Regions from separate parts of the Mus musculus genome. Here region 1 is linked to region 2. Evidence: chromatin loops called from intact Hi-C (ENCODE). Cell type or tissue: gastrocnemius. All regions are shown on one strand. Links, peaks and the distances in the headings refer to the core of each region. The heading gives the core; the rest is flanking DNA. Region 1 holds the start of Rftn1 (raftlin lipid raft linker 1). Region 2 has its middle 65 kb from the start of Gm52302.

The links. A loop is a pair of places that touch in the nucleus more often than their neighbours do. Peaks named below come from ENCODE experiments on the same cell type or tissue, not always from the same donor. Only the 100,000 strongest peaks of a DNase experiment are listed, where the experiment ranks them.
Region 1: a loop joins it to region 2, with 6 times the contacts of the local background. A loop is called at or near these places in 19 of 42 quality-filtered maps.

The regions. Positions count from the first base shown.
Region 1 is chr17:50,187,921-50,190,838 of GRCm38, forward strand. Rftn1 (raftlin lipid raft linker 1) reads right to left here and starts at 2,577. Exons shown (of 10, transcript NM_181397.2): 1 at 2,301-2,577. In gastrocnemius, for the core only: a CTCF peak has its summit at 1,528; DNase peaks (open chromatin) are centred at 1,559, 2,048 and 2,428; H3K4me3 peaks cover 2,500 bases; H3K27ac peaks cover 2,291 bases.
Region 2 is chr17:49,967,642-49,970,559 of GRCm38, forward strand. No RefSeq gene overlaps it. Among named protein-coding and RNA genes, the nearest start is that of Gm52302, 65 kb to the right of the region's middle. In gastrocnemius, for the core only: a CTCF peak has its summit at 1,367 (motif pointing right); DNase peaks (open chromatin) are centred at 468 and 1,370; H3K27ac peaks cover 1,085 bases.

The DNA of each region.
Region 1 (2,918 bases), core at 216-2,715, 220 kb after region 2:
GGGCCATGAAGAAACCCAGGTTGATGGTGTATTACCTGTCTTGATAAGAATCGGGTTGCACAGTGCATACATATGTCAAAACAATGTGCAGACTATTCCACTGTTATGTGTGTGTTACTGAACACACATTGAACATGTGAGTTGAGACACTTATAAAGTAACCCTGTACTAAGACTGTAGCTTATTTTAAAATGCATAAAGCAGCACACTGGAGCGATGGATGGTGCCTAGGTGTGCACTAAAGTCAATCCAGCGAAATGTTAGAAAATCTAGGTATGGTGGGTCTTTGTTTTTGTAGCCTAGGCTAGCCTCTAACTCAATTTTCTCCAGCCTCCTCCACCTTCTGGATTCTGAGATTACAGGCGTATGCCACTGTGCCCTCCTAGGTATTTGTATGATCTCTGTTACAACTTTACTATATAATGTTTTGTTTTGTTTTAATGGGGGCTAGGTGTGGTGGTACATATAATCTCAGTGCTTGGAAGGAAGAATCAATGCAAGTTGGAGGCTAACCTGGTCTACATAGTGGTAGATCCAGACCAGTGAGGGCTACACAGGGAAACCTTGCCTCAACAACAACAATAAAAATCGAAAGTGGTATAGAAATATGGGAGTACCCCCTTCTTAGCCTACCAAGTTCACATTTGATAAGGCAGCCATGGCCACCCAGCCATGGGACCACCCAGCTCCATCTCTGACATAAGTGAAGCCTGGAGAAACTCTAGGCACTTTACAGGGATTCCCACCACTCAGCCTGCTTCCCCACATACAAAGCAGTCACTGAAATCAAGCCCCAAAAAACCCTGTTCCAGAGGCAGAGAAAAAAATTCACTGACTAGTAGCCCCAATTTATTCCTGCACCAAATCGATTAGCTAACTACGCAATCTGCCTCATTTGTCCCTTGTCCACGATGGGGGTCGGGGGGACGGGACAAAACGACACAGTGTCCTACCCCACTAATGGAGGCACAGGGAGGCTTCCCCAGCTTGAGGCTGCGATTGCTCGGACCTCATGAAACCTCTACAGAAGGCAGAAGAGTCTGCAAGCTCACTCTAGGTAACACTGCTTAACTGAGGTCAGAGCACAGCACCACACAGCTCGTTGTTTAACCCCTGAGGATGAGTGGCTGGTGACATCTGGTGTCACTTGAACTTCCTCAGAATCCAGCTGGTCAGAAGGTACAAATTAGGAATCCTGGCAGCCACGGGTATGCTGGGTTCAATGGCCCTACCCATGGGTTTGTAGGCCACTCACATTACACCCTGGGCTTCCTTCCTGGAAAAGGCTTATCCTGAGATGACACTCCATAGTAGCCGTTGGGAGACACCTGTTCTGACCTTAACACCACCACCCACTCCCACCCCACCTCCCTGCGCCCCTTCTGAAAACAGCTGTATGAACAGAGGGTCTGTTGCTGGGCAGTTAGGCAGCCACTCATATACAAAGATCTGTGCCAGATTCTTTTTAAAAAATAGTTTTTGTTTGTAAGCCCCTAAACAAACTCACTCACACCACCCACCGCCCACAGGGGGCAGCTGAGAGCCAGCAGCCAACAGGCATCAGGGAGCACGCGCGGGGCTAACCCTGCCCTCTGCGCGATTCTGGCCTCCAAAGACAGTGATGCCAGTAGACCTGGCGCACTCGCCTGACAGTCAGGCTTCTTTAAATACACACTCCCTCCTCCTCGCCCAGACCCCATGCCCATCCTGGTGTGCCCCATGCCTAGAAAAGTGTGTTACAACAAGGCAAGAAAAAAAATCCCCTTTTCAGAGGAGAAAAGCCCCATTTCTGGTGCCTGGGATTTAGCTCTCAGTATTTCCACCGAGTACCCTCCTGCCTGCTCTCAAGAGTCGCACACCTCTTCCCTGGGTCGAGCCCAGGTCTCCGGGTGCACGTGGGCGGTGGCAACTCCCATCTGCTCCGGGCCCAGTACCCACTAAGGCCCCGGGTCCTGACCCACCTGTAGCCTCCAAGCTCCCCTCCGCGTCCTTCTAGCAGACCTCCGCCTGCGAAGCCCAGGACCCCCAGCAGGCGACCTCTCACCCCAACGCTCTCTCGCTTGTTTGTTTTGCTTTTTTTCCCCCTCTTCATCGGGGGAAAAAAAGTTGGCCCAGAATCTGGCGTCCCATCGATCTGTCCCCATCCCCACGCGACCTGCACCAGGGGGCTCGCCTAACAGCTCCGGAGCCCCCGAGGTGCCACGAGGAGCTGTCGCCTGCTCACCCGGATCCCGGGCCAGCAGAGCCAGCGACCCAGGCCTCTGCGCGCCACCTCGCCGGCCCGCCGCACGCCCACCTACCTTAGGGGACCAGCAGCGGTGACCGTGGCGCGGGCGGAGACAGCGTGCTGTGTCCCGGGATGAAAGTTTGTGCCATGCAGAGCAGGGCGGCGCGCGGACGACGCGACCCCGGGGGTGGGGGCAGAGCGCGGGGCGCGGCCGCTCGCTTGTCGTCTGTCCCTCCGGCGCTGGCCGCACAGGTACCTCTCCAGAGCCAGTGGCCGCCGCGCTCCCGCTCGCTGCGCTCTGCGCCCTGCGCGCTCTGATTCCAGCCCCGCCGCCCCCACTCCACCCCGCGCCGCCGCCGCCGCCTCCGCCGCGCGTCCGCCCGCTACACTTCCTCTTCCTCTGAACTCATGTGCAAAATATGCTGTGCTGCATCTTCTTGGGGGAAGCCGAGCGGCCCCTGGCAGCCCCGCACGAGAGACCCGTCCGCCCCGTGCGTCGCCAGCGCCGCGCAACCGGGCTCTCCCTCCCCCTCCCCCTAACCCCACCTCTCTTTCCCAGGCTTGGGTTTTGGGACCTGCTTAGGAGAGCACCAAGGTGGCAGCCAAAATACTGGGAAGGCGACGGCCATCAACGTGCTGATTGATGGCTAGGGCGGGGAGGAGAGCTAGAAAGAGATCCATTCTGGACCCA
Region 2 (2,918 bases), core at 240-2,739:
GCATCACCGCTGTGCTCAGCCAAGGCCACACAACTGTGGAGTCTTGGCTGGTACACCCTCTCACACTCGCCAGACTCTGGGACCCAACTCTAAGTACATGTATGAATTACAATGGACACAGGTGGGCCTCTTACCACCAACCCCCCAAAAGAATCCTTCAGCATAGGTTAGAGATGTGCCCCGGGTGTGACATGCTTCTGTATAGGAGCCACCCAGAAGCAATCTTAGTCACTTCCCTACTACTTCTCCTGTGACCAAGGTTAAGTTCCCAGGCTATTCTCAGCCAGAGACCCACTGATTATCAACTAGCTTCTTGGTAAGGCCTGCTTTTGGCCTTTTCAGAATTCCTCCTTCTTCCTTGAGAGTGAGAAGGGCACGCTAGCGACATGTCTGTGTGGCTGCTATATTCTGGTGTGGCACTCCTGCCTGTCTCCCGTGGTGGTTCCATTGTTGTGGGCAAGGAGGCTTCATGGCTTTGGGCGTGGCTCCAGCTCCGGCTCTGGCTCCGGCTCCGGCTCAGATGCATATATGGGCTTACGAAGCTGTTGCTTGGAAGGGCAGCAGCCAGCGTTTGAGTGGTGAGTGAACATGTACAATGCTCCACTGTCTGAAGAGAAGCCTAAGAGCGATATGGAAAGAGAATAATCACCCCTGCCCTTGTCCACAGTGTCCGACATCCACAACCATGAACTGGGGCCCTTTCCCTTGATCACACCTAAGCAGCGCTGAGTTCCCTGGCTCTTCACTCAGACTTCCTCCCCCACCCCATGATCCATCCGTTCAAGCCCAGTTTTAAGCTCCACTTCTGGTAGGATTGGCTGTTTCCTTTGCCCATCTCCCTACTCCGAGGAGATTTTAACATAGACTTTAATTTCATTGATAACGTTCGCCCTGACTGGACGAGATTATTGAGGGCAGGAAGTAGGGTGTGTCTCCCACAAGCTCAACGGCACTGCCCACAGTAGGCAGGTGCTTCCTGTGGCCTTTGCACATTAGAGCAGGATGAGAGATCAGGACACAGAGTGTGGCATCACTGCTGGTCCACTATGTGCTGGGCACTGGTGCTGCATCGCTGGACTGGTCCCTGGTATGTTAATGACGGACAGGGATACGTTGTTGTACTACACACCTAGCCCCTCAGTCTGGAATGTACACAGTAGCCTCCAGAGTGCTAATCCTGCAAAGGATGCTATGAAGTTGTGTGTTTAAGATCAGTTCTTTCCTGGATAGGTATTTTTCAAGATGTGTGAGTTATGAATGTTTTCTTAAATTAACATGGTGCTTTTAATTCATGAATTTTTCTGTGCCTCGGTTTTTTTCTGAAGGTGGCTCTCCAGAAGCAGAAGATCTCTATCAGCATTAAGCAGCAGAGGGCACTGCAGCTAAGGAGATGAAGCAGCAGAAATAGCTACACATGGAAATAGTGGAGACTCTGTGAACCTCCTCACTGATAGCATACAACAACTATGTTAATGTAGTTGAACTACAGCCTATATATATATATATTTTTTTTTTACCTTATTTAATTTAAAATGAAAGACAAGCTAAAGATTTCATGGAAAAGAGTCAAGGAGCATTTTCTATCTCAGAGGATTTAAATTATTATTGCTTATTATTATTATATTAAATATACTATGTATAATATTATTATAATTATATATAACATTTTAACATAATTTGTTATAGTATATCATAATAATTATTATAAATATATTTTAATTACTATAATTAAAAGTTATAATTGCATATTTATATAAATTTTTGTTTATATAAATGCAAATGTAAATATAAGATATAGCTTATATTATATTAAATAATTAATATATAATTACATTAGTATATATTATTCATATTATATATATGCATATATATTCATTATAATGACCTTGAACTCCTGCTACCTGGGGATCTACCTTTCCAGTTGCTAGAAGCATAGGCTATGCCTCCACAGCTGGTTACATGCAGTGCAAGGGATGAAACCCAGGGTTTCATGTTTTCTGGGCAAGCACTCTATCAACTGAGCTATATCTCAGCAACAGCATAGTCCAACTCTATGACAGGTTCATCATCCCACAAAGAACCCCTGTAGGTTACCATCCATTTTCCATCCTCCTTTTTATACCTTTAAAGTTTTGTCCATTTTGAATATTTCATATAAATAAAGTCATGAAGTATATGCCATCGTTGTGGTTTCTTTAACTTAAGATGACTCCAGTGTTTTCAGGGTTGCAGCATGTATCATTTCTTTATTGCACTGTATGGATACACTATATTTTTGTTTGTCCATATAGATATTTAGTTTTACTTTTGAGCTGCTGTGATCATCAATTGATGCTCATGTTTTGGGGACTGTTTGTATGTGTTTGCCTATGTGCTGTACACGAGAGCACGTTTGTGGAGGCCAAATGTCAACATGGGTGATCCATTTTTACTTAACTTTTATACAGAATGTGAAGGAAGGGTCCACATGTATTGTTTTTTGTGTGGGTGCCTGCCGGATTTGGCATGACCGCCGAAGTGATGATGTGATACAGTTCCCACCCCTGGGGCAGAGACAGCATGATGTGGGTCTCCTTGAGTGCTGATAGGTAATCTAGTCATAAGGCTTGTTTGCATAATAAAGCACATGATTTACTTCATGTTCCTCTTTTTTGAGAATGTTCTCCCTACCAAGGTTAATGGCTCCATAATAATCACAAACAGTGTGATTCCAGGAAGCAAGAATGTTTCTGGGGATCCTCAGCAAAATGATGGTGCTGTGACCTTCAGGACAGCCCTTAAGGCTGTGGGAAATAACTCTGAAAACATGAGTTCAAGAATACATGAATCAGTGTGAGAACTGTTCTTTACAGGATTTAACAACTCTGCAAAATATAAGGATGCAATATGAATTGTATGAGGGTCTTCACAGACCTGAA